2 separate regions of the Homo sapiens genome follow, and region 2 is linked to region 1. A link is an interaction called in ENCODE POLR2A ChIA-PET data of the cell type or tissue named here. Cell type or tissue: HepG2. All regions are shown on one strand. Links, peaks and the distances in the headings refer to the core of each region. The heading gives the core; the rest is flanking DNA. Region 1 overlaps AP4S1 (adaptor related protein complex 4 subunit sigma 1). Region 2 overlaps HECTD1 (HECT domain E3 ubiquitin protein ligase 1).

Region 1 (5,360 bases), core at 361-5,360:
CTTGATCCCCTGACCTCAAGTGATCTGTCCACCTTGGCCTCCCAAAGTGTTGGGATTACAGGTGTGAGCCACTGCACCTGGCCTAAATTTGACATATTTTTTAAAAATTAATCATCTGGAGTAGACTGTGGCAATTTAGTCTCTAATAAAACATGCCTGTCACCATGGTGCCTTGGTGTTGTCGAAGCTTTTTTGTGAATAAGGGGAGATGTTTTAGAGAAATGCCTTTGGTTGGAAGAGTCAGAAAGGATGAAAAAATTTGAGAGTATCTGTGAATGTCTTGTTGAGAACATGCTCTCCAAAAGTGGAGTTCACATTCAGATTTCAAAACATCTTTTTTCCTTTTGAAAATATTAAATGGAAAGCCTCGTTGCCAGAGAGTGAGGACTGGCCTGTGGGTCCGAGGGAACGTGTGCAGCTGTTCCTCCATGGGAAGGGCAGGCATTGAGAGACGAGGGACCCAGGGCCTTCTCCAGCATGGGAGCTCTAGCCAGGGCCATGGTGGGTGATGAGAGTCTTGGATAGGAACAGTCCCCAGGATTCAGCCAGTAGCCCGGAAGATGTGAACGTTGCAAATCTGACAGTTCTGCCTCCAGGTTTTTTTTGGCTCCCACTAGCCTTGACCACTTTCCTGTTTCCTTTCAGGAGCCCGCTAGGTGCCATATTCATCCGCCAGCATTCCTCACCACCAGGTCCCTCTGCTTTAACCCTATTCCTTTTGTTCCATTTTTGTGGGTTCTGTTTTAGTCAGGAATAGTGACAGCAAGTTATGAGAAGCAAGAGAGATTTAGGGGAAAAATGAGAATAATAACAGGCTCGTTGACCCACCTCTGACTTTCATATTTAATTTTGCATAAGCCTACATAAACTTTAAGCAAAACCACAGCTGGGTATCCTGTTGTTCTCAGAATATGAGTAGGCCTTTAATGAAAACCTACTTTAAAAAAAGATAACAGCCAGGCGCGGTGGCTCACGCCTGTAGTCCAAGCACTTTGGGAGGCTGAGGCAGGCGGATCACCTGAGGTCAGGAGTTCGAGACCAGCCTGGCCAACATGGTGAAACCTCACTTCTACTAAAAATACAAAAATTAGCGGGGCGTGGTGGCACGCACCAGTAATCCCAGCTACTCAGGAGGCTGAGGCGGGAGGATCGCTTGAACCTGGGAGGCGGAGGTTACAGTGAGCCAAGATTGCACCACTGCTCTCCAGCCTGGGCAACAGAGTAAGACTCCATCTCAAAAAAAAAAAAAAAAAAAAAAAGTCCTTTTCAGTGGCCTCATTAGCAAGAGACAAAATGTGAACAGGGCCGGGCACAGTGGCTCATGCTTGTAATTCCAGCACTTTGTGAGGCCGAGAAAGGCAAAGTGCCGCACTTCAGCCCAGGGGTTCAAGACCAGTCTGGGCAAGATAGTGAAACCCCGTTCCTCCAAAAAATATAGAAATTAGATGGGCGTGGCAGCGCACCTGTGGTCACAGTTAATTGGGAGGCTGAGGTGGGAGGATCACTTGAGCACAGGAGGTCGAGGCTGCAGTGAGCCAAGATTGTGCCACTGCACTCCAGCCTGGGCAACAGAGTAAGACTTTGTCTTAACCAAAAAAAAAAAAAAAAAAGTGAACAGAAGACTATACTATACTACAAGAAGAATGTCTCCAGGACTATGCAGAATCTTCATGATGATAGCCTTCTATATGGTAGTATTTTCTGGGGGAAATGTGAACACAGTGGCCCTTGGCCACTTACCTAATTTGGTGGGAAATTAAAGTATGAATAATGAGAAAGCAAGTTTTCCCACCCTACATATTTTGTTAAAGAACACTTAGCTAGAATATTTTTTAAAAAAAGAAATAAAATGAGAAACCAAGGGATCTGAGACCCAAATCTAGAGTTAGAAATTGTAGTTTCTAGGTTGGTCTCTGCCGTGGAATTCCTTTTGAGGTTCCATTTGAGTCTGTGCTGCTCAGTTTCTCACTTGTTAAAGGATAATTTGATTGCCACTATGGTGTTAAAATACTCATGATGGAAAAGTGTTTTATTTTCCAGAGATCAAAATTCCAATGTTGGGGCCAGGCGTGGTGGCTCACGCCTGTAATCCCAGAACTTTGGGAGGCTGAGGCAGGCAGATCACTTGAGGTCAGGAGTTATAGAGACCAGCCTGGCCAACATGGCAAAACCTCGTCTCTACTAAAGATACAAAAAAACTAGCTGGGTGTGGTGGCACATGCCTGTACTCCCAGCTACTCAGGAGGCTGAGGCACAAGAGTTCCTTGAACCTAGGAGATGGAGGTTACAGTGAGCCTAGATCACCCCACTCCACTCTAGCCTGAGCAACAGAGAGAAGCTGCGTCTAAAAAAAGATAAAATTCCAATGTTGGGACCATAAACATTTCAATCACTGTATTTATTTTTATTTTCATTTTTATTTATTTATTTATTCTGAGACAGAGTCTTACTCTGTTGCCCAGACTGGAGTGCAGTGGCACAGTTTTGGCTCTCTGCAACCTCCGCCTCCGAGGTTCAAGTGATTCTCCTGCCTTAGCCTCCCGAGTAGCTGGGATTACAGGCGTGTGCCACCATGCCCAGCTAATTGTATTTTTAGCTGAGACAGGGTTTCACCATATTGGCCAGGCTGGTCTCGATCTCCTGACCTCACGTAATCTGCCCACCTCAGCCTCCCAAAGTGCTGGGATTACAGGTGTGAGCCACCGTGCCCGGCCTCATTTCAATCACTGTAATTAAAAAGTTGATTTCAAGTGGCACTAATATTCCAGGAGCCCTACGATGTTCAATTCCAATCCACATGATGTGAAAATTCAGAAAGGCTCTTAGGTTTGTAGGTTGGGAGAAAGTGGACTTCAGTAACTCCGCTCTTTGGGAGATTGTTTCTAGCTCATGTCAGCTCAACCTTAGGGAGCCCATGAAAGAAAACAAGTTGCCTGAGGATCTTTAGAGTCAGTCAAGTTCATTATAGCCTGAAGGTAAGACTGTCTTTCAATAGCCATTCTGAGCTCACTACATTAGTATACCAACAGTCTGGGCCCTTCTTACTTCCTCCTATTTCAAATGTCACCATTGCAGTGTGTTTATTCCATGGGCTTAGCATATAGGGTATTTTTTGGTCCCTGCTTACCTGGCACATGGCCTAAATGCCATTACTCTTGGCCTCACCAGGGTGTACAAGTTGCTCATAAACCAAATCAAGATGTAAACAACAGCTGGATTCTTATTTTAAAAGAGTCACAAGATTCCAGGGGGAAATCAGCTTTCAGGCCTTTGCCTCACATTGGATTTGGTCTGTAGTTTCCCCATATAGTGCCAGAAAGCTGCATGATTATTAGAGTTTGAGTCAGATACACAGATACACAGGCACAGTCACATGTCCACAGTATACAGTGACCTCACTGAGCAACTCATGTTTCCAGGATGTTGGGAAATTGACTTGCTGGAGGACCTTGTCCTTGTTCCTTGTAATGTGGGGATGTCAGTGGTTTATATGATTTAGCAGTAAATTCTGATCTGAATTTCAAAACAATTGGGCAGTTGCTCAAGGGGACATCTGAACAGCAGATCATCTGCTTGCCAAAGATGGGGCAGTCCACAGAGCAGCTTGATCCCCGAACTAATTCATGGGTTAAAATTAGATTTCCTTGTATCTCAAAGAAAGTTATCTTGGAGAAGGCGACATTTTCAAAGGCACTAAGGCTTTCATTGCCCTTAGTGAATATAACAGGAAGGTTCTCCAGGCCATTTTTCACGTAGCCACCTGTGCTTCTTAGCTCTGCCTTTCTATATATACCTGGCTGCCATTCCCACTTTGTCTCACCTAAGTTCTGGCTTCTGGGTCTAGTGAACAGGTTAGAGTCAAGGGCCTAACATTCCAGTCCCAGTTTGGCCGTGGGACAAAGCAATCATCTGTATAATTGAAAGACAGTATTAATAGGTATATCAGAATAACGCTTTTTTTTTTTTTTCTGGGTCACTTAAGGACAGTTCCCATGGGTCCTTGGAAAACAGTTTATTCTGCTGGAGGACTATTTGCACAGAGCTTAATGAGATATTCACACAGAGCCTAATAAAAACTTTAAAGTCATTCACCATTTGTCCTATTCTGTGTAGTTGCACTTCACTAAGCAAATACAGTGTAGACTTTGAATATCTGGTCTGGTTGAAAAAAATCAAAGGGAACAATTCACTTTACAAAGATTTAATTTTGAACTCCGCTAGTGCATTTAATTACCTATTTGTTGAATGAAGTTTATTTGAAACAATCTGTCAACTGTTTTTGTTTTTGTAACAGACCAGGATCATGCTCTTTAAGTAGACAGAGAACTTCAGATATTAAGGTGTAAAACTGAGAAACATTCATTGTCATCATCTCATTCCAGTTCCCCTTCTTTCACCAAAGAAAAGTTAGGTATTCAGTTGAAGGGATTCTTGAGGGAAGTATTTAGTTCTTTGTGGTTTGCTAGACATCATAGTCTAACAATATTTTCTTCTTTCCCCATGCCCCATACTAACTTCCCAGTAAGAACACCTGTAAGCCAAAGTGGCTCCATCATTCTCAAATGACTTCTTAGAACTACCCATTTGTAAGAGATACTGTCTTGAAATCCAGAAATTTTATTATGCCCTGCCTTCTTCATTCATTTTCTCCTCATAGTTATTTTTACATCAGTCTGTCTGACAGAGAAGAAAACTGAAGGTACAAGGCATTTATTTTGGGGTGGAGGTTTGGGGGCTGAGGAGGGAGGTGTCTAGCCCCTCCTGAGGAGCCTATAAGCAGAGCAGTCAAGCCCAAGCTTTGGGTTTAAATTCAAACCTGGCATTTACTAGCCATGTGACCTTGGACTATGCTTTGAACCTGTTTGATCCTGGGTAAACTGAGGATAATATGTAACAACATACATCAGAGATTTGTAGAGGGCTGAAACTCAACACACTGTCTGGAACGGGAGTATTCAACAAATCGTTGCTACTGTTACTATTATTGTCTGGGAAGACAACACTATTTTTGAGTTAAGGTCATTCTCTTGCCACATGACACTGCTGTGTTCTCTAGCACTTAGTAGACCCCCTATCCCTTTGGTTAAAAAATGTAGCTGTTTCATTTTTATCCCTACTTATCCTGTTAGCTTAACCAAGGTGAAACTAGGTATGTATATATGAAGGTAACAATTTCTAATATGGATGCCAGTTTTAAATTTAATTTCAGAAATTTTGTACAAAAAACCTCATGCTTAGGCTAATTTACACTGGGAACACTCTAGGTTAAGCCATAAATTTTTACTGAATGTTAATAATTTTTAACTTTAAACTAATTTCCTTAATATAACCGTAGATAATGTTTAATTTGGATAAAGTAC
Region 2 (5,381 bases), core at 138-5,137, 100 kb after region 1:
GGGTCTCACTATGTTGCCCAGGCTGGTCTCAAACTCCTGGGCTCAAGCAATCCTCCCACCTTGGCCTCCCAAGTGTGGGGAGTCGCTGCGCCAGGCCCTATTTTTTATACATTGATTTTTTTAAGAGATAAGTTCTCTCTCTGTTGCCCAGACTGGTCTCCGACTCCTGGCCTCAAATGATCCTCCCACTTCAGCCTCCCAAAGTGCTGCGATTACAGACATGCCCCACTGCACCCCACCTTTTTTGGTTTTGTTTTTTAAAAAGACAGTGTCTCACTCTGTCACTTAGGCTGGAGTACAGTTGTGCAATCATAACTCCCTGCTACCCGGATGTTTCAGGAGCTCCAAACTCCTGGGCTCAAGCAATCCTCCTGCCTCAGCCTCCCAAAGCACTGGGGTTACAGACCTGAGTCACTGCGCCTGGCCTCATTTTTCCATATACTTAAACATTTTATGTTTTCGTAATTCACAAGTAGAACCATACTATAAATACTATCCCATAATTTGCTTATTTCCTTAGTATGTTATGACCGGCCAGGTGCAGTGGCTCACGCCTGTAATCCTAGCACTTTGGGAGGCCGAGGCAGGCAGATGGCTTTAGCTCAGGAGTTCCAGACCAGCCTGGGCAACACAGCAAAACTCTGTCTCTACAATAAATACAAAAATAAGCCGGGTATGGTGGCACATGCCTGTAATCCCAGCTAGTCAGGAGGCTGAGGCAGGGAAAAATGGCTTGAGCCTGGGAGGTCAAGGCTGCAGTGAGCCAAGATGACACCACTGCACTCCAGCCTGGGCTGGAGATGGGGTTTCTCCGTATGGACCAGACCCTGTCTCAAAAAAAAAAAAAAAAAATTACTAACTGATTGAAATACATATATAACATCAAACTTTGTAGGATACAACTAAAGTAGTATATAAAGAAAAATTTATGGCATTAAATGCTTCAGGCCTCAAACCCCAGCTTTCAAAAATCAAACCCCAGCTTTCACTTAAGAAAACAGAGAAGGGCTGGCGTGGTGGCTCACGCATGTAATCCCAGCACTTTGGGAGGTCGAGGCAGGCGGATCACCTGAGGTTGGGAGTTAGAGACCAGCCTGACCAACATGGAGAAAACCCCGTCTCTGCTAAAAATACAAAAAAAAAAAAAATTAGCCAGATGTGGTGGTGCATGCCTGTAATCCCAGCTACTCAGGAAGCTGAGGTAGGAGAATCGATTGAACTCGGGAGGCAGAGGTTGCAGTGAGCCGAGATCACACCATTGCACTCCAGCCTGGGCAACAAAAGCAAAACTCCATCTCAAAAAAAAGAAAGAAAGAAAGAAAAACAGAGAAAAAGGCCAGGTGTGGTGGCTCACGTGTGTAATCCCAGCACTTTGGGACACTGAGACAGGTGGATCACCTGAGGTAGGTGGATCACCTCAGGTCAGGAGTTCAAGATCAGCCTGGACAAGTTGGTGAAATCCCATCTCTACTAAAAATACAAAAATTAGCCGGGTGTGGTCTTGAGCGCCTGTAATCCGCTGAGGTAGGAGGACAATCGCTTGAACCCAGGACCTGGAGCTTGCAGTGAGCCAACATCCCTGTCACTGCACTCCAGCCTGGGTGACAGAGCGAGACTCTGTCTCAAAAAAAAAAAAAAAAAGAAAGAAAGAAAACAGAGGGAAAAAGAGCAAATTAAACCCAAAACCAAAGCAGAAAGCAATAATAAAGAACAGAAATCAATAAAACTTTAAACAGAAAAATAGGGAAAATGAATGAAGCCAAAAGCTGGTTCTTGGAAAAGGTTCTTGGACAATGGCTAAATCTCTAGTCAGATTAACCAAAATAAAAAGGATAAAAATAACCAGTATCAGGATGAAAAAGGGGTTTATCACTAAAGACCCTACAGATATCAAAAGGATAAAAGGGAATATCACAAACAACTCTATGCCCATAAATTTAAATTCAGATTAAACAGACAAATTCCTTACAAGACATTCTACTGGCCGAGCGTGGTGGTTCATGCCTATAATCTCAGCACTTTGGGAGGCCAAGGCAGGCAGATCACCTGAGGTCAGGAGTTCAAGACCAGCCTGGCTAACATGGTGAAATTCCGTTTCTACTAAAAACGCAAAAAATTAGCCGGGTGTGGTGACAGGCGCCTGTAATCCCAGCTACTCAGGAGACCGAGGCAGGAGAATCACTTGAACCCAGGAGGCGGAGGTTGCAGTGAGCCAAGATCACACCACTGCACTCCAGCCTGGCGGCAGAGCGAGACTCCACCTCAAAAAAAAATAAAGTAAGACATGCTACCAAAACTCACGCAAGCAGCATTAGATAACCTGGATAATCCTATATCTATCACATAAACTAAATTAGAAGTAAAAACCTTCGAACATAAAAATTTATTCTCTTATGAATTGTGCTTTTGGTGCTTATCTAAAGAAATATTTGCATAACGCAAGGTCACAATGAATTTCTCCTATGTTTTCTTCTAGAAGTTTTATAGTTTTAGGTTTTACAACTAGATCTATGATTCATCTGGGTTTTTAAAAATATATATAGTGTGAGATAGTATCAAAGTTAAACTTACTGCATATGGATATCCAATTGTTTCAGCATCACAAAAAAAACTATCCTTTTTCTACTGAACTGCCTTTGTACCTTTGTCAAAATAAGTTTTCCATATATGTGGAAGTCTATTTCTGAACTCTATATTCTGTTCCACAGTACTATTTGTCTATGTTTATATCAATACCACATTGTCTTTATTACTGTAGCTGTATAATAAATATTGAAATATAGACTAGTGTTAGTTCCCAACTTTGTTCTTCATAAAAGTTGTTTTGGCAAGCATAAGTCCTTTGCATTTCCATATAAATTTTGAAATACGTTTTTCAATTTCTACATCTTGTTGAATTTATCTCCAAGAATTTCAGAATAAAAACTTATGGCTGGACGTGGTAGCTCACGCCTGTAATCCCAGCACTTTGGGAGGCTGAGGCAGGCAGATCACCTGAGGTCAGGAGTTCGAGACCAGCCTGGCCAACATGGTAAAATCCTGTTCCTACTAAAAATACAAAAATTAGCCGGGCATGGTGGCGGGCACCTGTAATCCCAGCAACTTGGGAGGCTGAGGCAGAAGAATCGGTTGAACCCGGGAGGTGGAGGTTGCAGTGAGCCAAGATCACGCCACTGCACTCCAGCCTGGGCAACAAGAGCAAAACTCTGTCTCAAAAAACAAATAAATAAATAAATATTTTTTAAAAGCTTATGTTCTCACACACACACAAAATCTATACACTACTGTTTATAGCAGTTTAGGTCATAATCACCAAAACATCCATGAAAAGGAATATTACTTAGCAACTAAAGAGAATGAACTATTGACACAATAGCAACACAGATGAATCTCAAATGCGATATGCTAAGTGAAAGAAATCAGACTCAAAAAACTACGTATTGTATATATGATTCCATTTACATGACATTCTAGAAAAGTCAAAACTATATCAACAGAAAACAGGCCACCAAGTGCCAGGCATTGGGATGGGGAAAGGGTTTGAGTTCAAAGGGACAGCACTAGATGATGTTTCAAAGTGATGGAAATGTTCTGCATTTCAATTATAGTGGTGGTTACATGACTCATAGCAATGTACAATAATAAAAAGCTAACTTCCCCGTATGTAATTTAAACAAATTTAAGAAAAAGTTAACTATCATTCATAGAATAATCACAGCCCTCCCTGAATAATGCTAAAATGATACTTCTAGGCACAAAATTTTATATATAATTACAGTTGCTCAAAATTTTAAGCTTGCCAAGTATTTACCTCTTACATTACAGGTAGAAATTCTTCTTTTTTATTATCTTAACGTGAGTACTATATTATTAATATAATACCAATAGATTAGGAAGCCTATTTAGGAAACTTTAGGATCAATCAGTCTATACAGAACTCCTGTCAGAGTAGTCAACCACACAAGTGAGATTATGAAGAATCTTCAGATGACTCCAAATTAGGCACTGGTTTCCAAAATGCTACCTGTAAAGACATCAGAATCTTTCCCTGATGGAAGCAATAAAAAAAGGTTACATGAGGTTCCAAAGAGAAAGAATTTCCCTGGGAACTGTAATATTTTCTGTATTATAACTACCATATGCTTTTTTCACTTGAACTTGGGCCAAGATTTCAGAAGATTGGCAAAGACATGAAAGAATATAACTGTTTTTAAAAAAAATAAAGGGCATTATCTGTAGTAGAGATATTTTATAAAATAGTCTGTAAATCAGGCACTTCATTTTAAAAAAATGAAATATTTTAACTGAAAAACCTGAACACATCTGGTTTCTTAAAGACAATAAATAACGCAACATCTTTTGATCCATTTCATATTCCATTTTTGCCTCTGCTCCCAGCCTTGACTTTCTTGGTATTGCTGAGCTAAAAATAACTCCTGGTACAGCAGCTGAAAATTGTGGTTTTCCCTTGCAAAGAAAAAGGGGGTAAAGTCCAATTATAAGATGTAAGTTTGCTTTTCTCCAATTAAAATACACATACAAATTTGACTGCAATTCATTCAACACATCTATTGAATGCCTTTCTACACCAAGTGCTATGCTAAGTGTTGGGGGTGGGACACAAAGATGAGTAAGAAAGAGTTCACTGACTCTGAAGAATTCAATCTAATGATACAGTCAAGAACTATGCAAAGTACACTTACAAAGCGTTATAAAACACAATGTCATACCCATAAATAAAAATGATAAAAATCTATCTCTGATAAATTTTCCTTGTATTTTTCCTGTTGAAACTATTAAGAGTGGTTTTTAACTTTTTTTTTTTTTGAGACAAGGTCTCACTCTGTAGCCCAGGCTGCAGCACAGTGGTGCAATTTCGGCTCACTGCAACCTCCGCCTCCCAGGGTCAAGCAATTCTCCTGCCTCAGACTCCCAAGTAGCTGAGATTACAGGCGCATGCCACCAGACCTCTGCTAATTTTTGTATTTTTAGTAGAGATGGGGTTTCACCATATTGGCCAGACTGGTCTCAAACTCGCGACATCAGGTGATCCACCCGCCCTGGCCTCCCATAGTGCTGGGATTACAGGCATGAGCCACCAGTGGAGCCTGGCCTCTACATTTTTTTAGCTGACAGAAACTCTGGTAATCGTCACAAAAGCTCCCTGAATTTAATCACCTATGGACCCCCTGGAGTCCCAGGTAAACCCTCACAGACAGTGTTTCTCATTCCAGCACTTCTCTCTGCTGTCCACTGAAAAGAAGCACATACACAGTTGCTGTCTGTTTACAGGAATTCATTTAACTTTTTTTTTTTTTTTGAGACGGAGTCTCACTCTGTCTCCCAGGCTGGAGTGTGGTAGTGCAATCTGGGCTCACTGC

What was found. Peaks named below come from ENCODE experiments on the same cell type or tissue, not always from the same donor. Only the 100,000 strongest peaks of a DNase experiment are listed, where the experiment ranks them.
Region 2: POLR2A ChIA-PET joins it to region 1 with 5 read pairs; 4 of 35 experiments call an interaction of 5 or more read pairs at or near these places.

What each region holds. Positions count from the first base shown.
Region 1 is chr14:31,087,572-31,092,931 of GRCh38, forward strand. It overlaps AP4S1 (adaptor related protein complex 4 subunit sigma 1), which reads left to right. Exons shown (of 6, transcript NM_001128126.3): 6 at 5,336-5,360. Among named protein-coding and RNA genes, the nearest start is that of STRN3, 64 kb to the left of the region's middle. In HepG2, for the core only: no CTCF peak of the experiment used is centred there; DNase peaks (open chromatin) are centred at 3,410 and 4,060; H3K4me3 peaks cover 785 bases.
Region 2 is chr14:31,190,712-31,196,092 of GRCh38, forward strand. All of the region lies in intron 2 of HECTD1 (HECT domain E3 ubiquitin protein ligase 1), which reads right to left. Among named protein-coding and RNA genes, the nearest start is that of HECTD1, 14 kb to the right of the region's middle. In HepG2, for the core only: no CTCF peak of the experiment used is centred there; no DNase peak of the experiment used is centred there.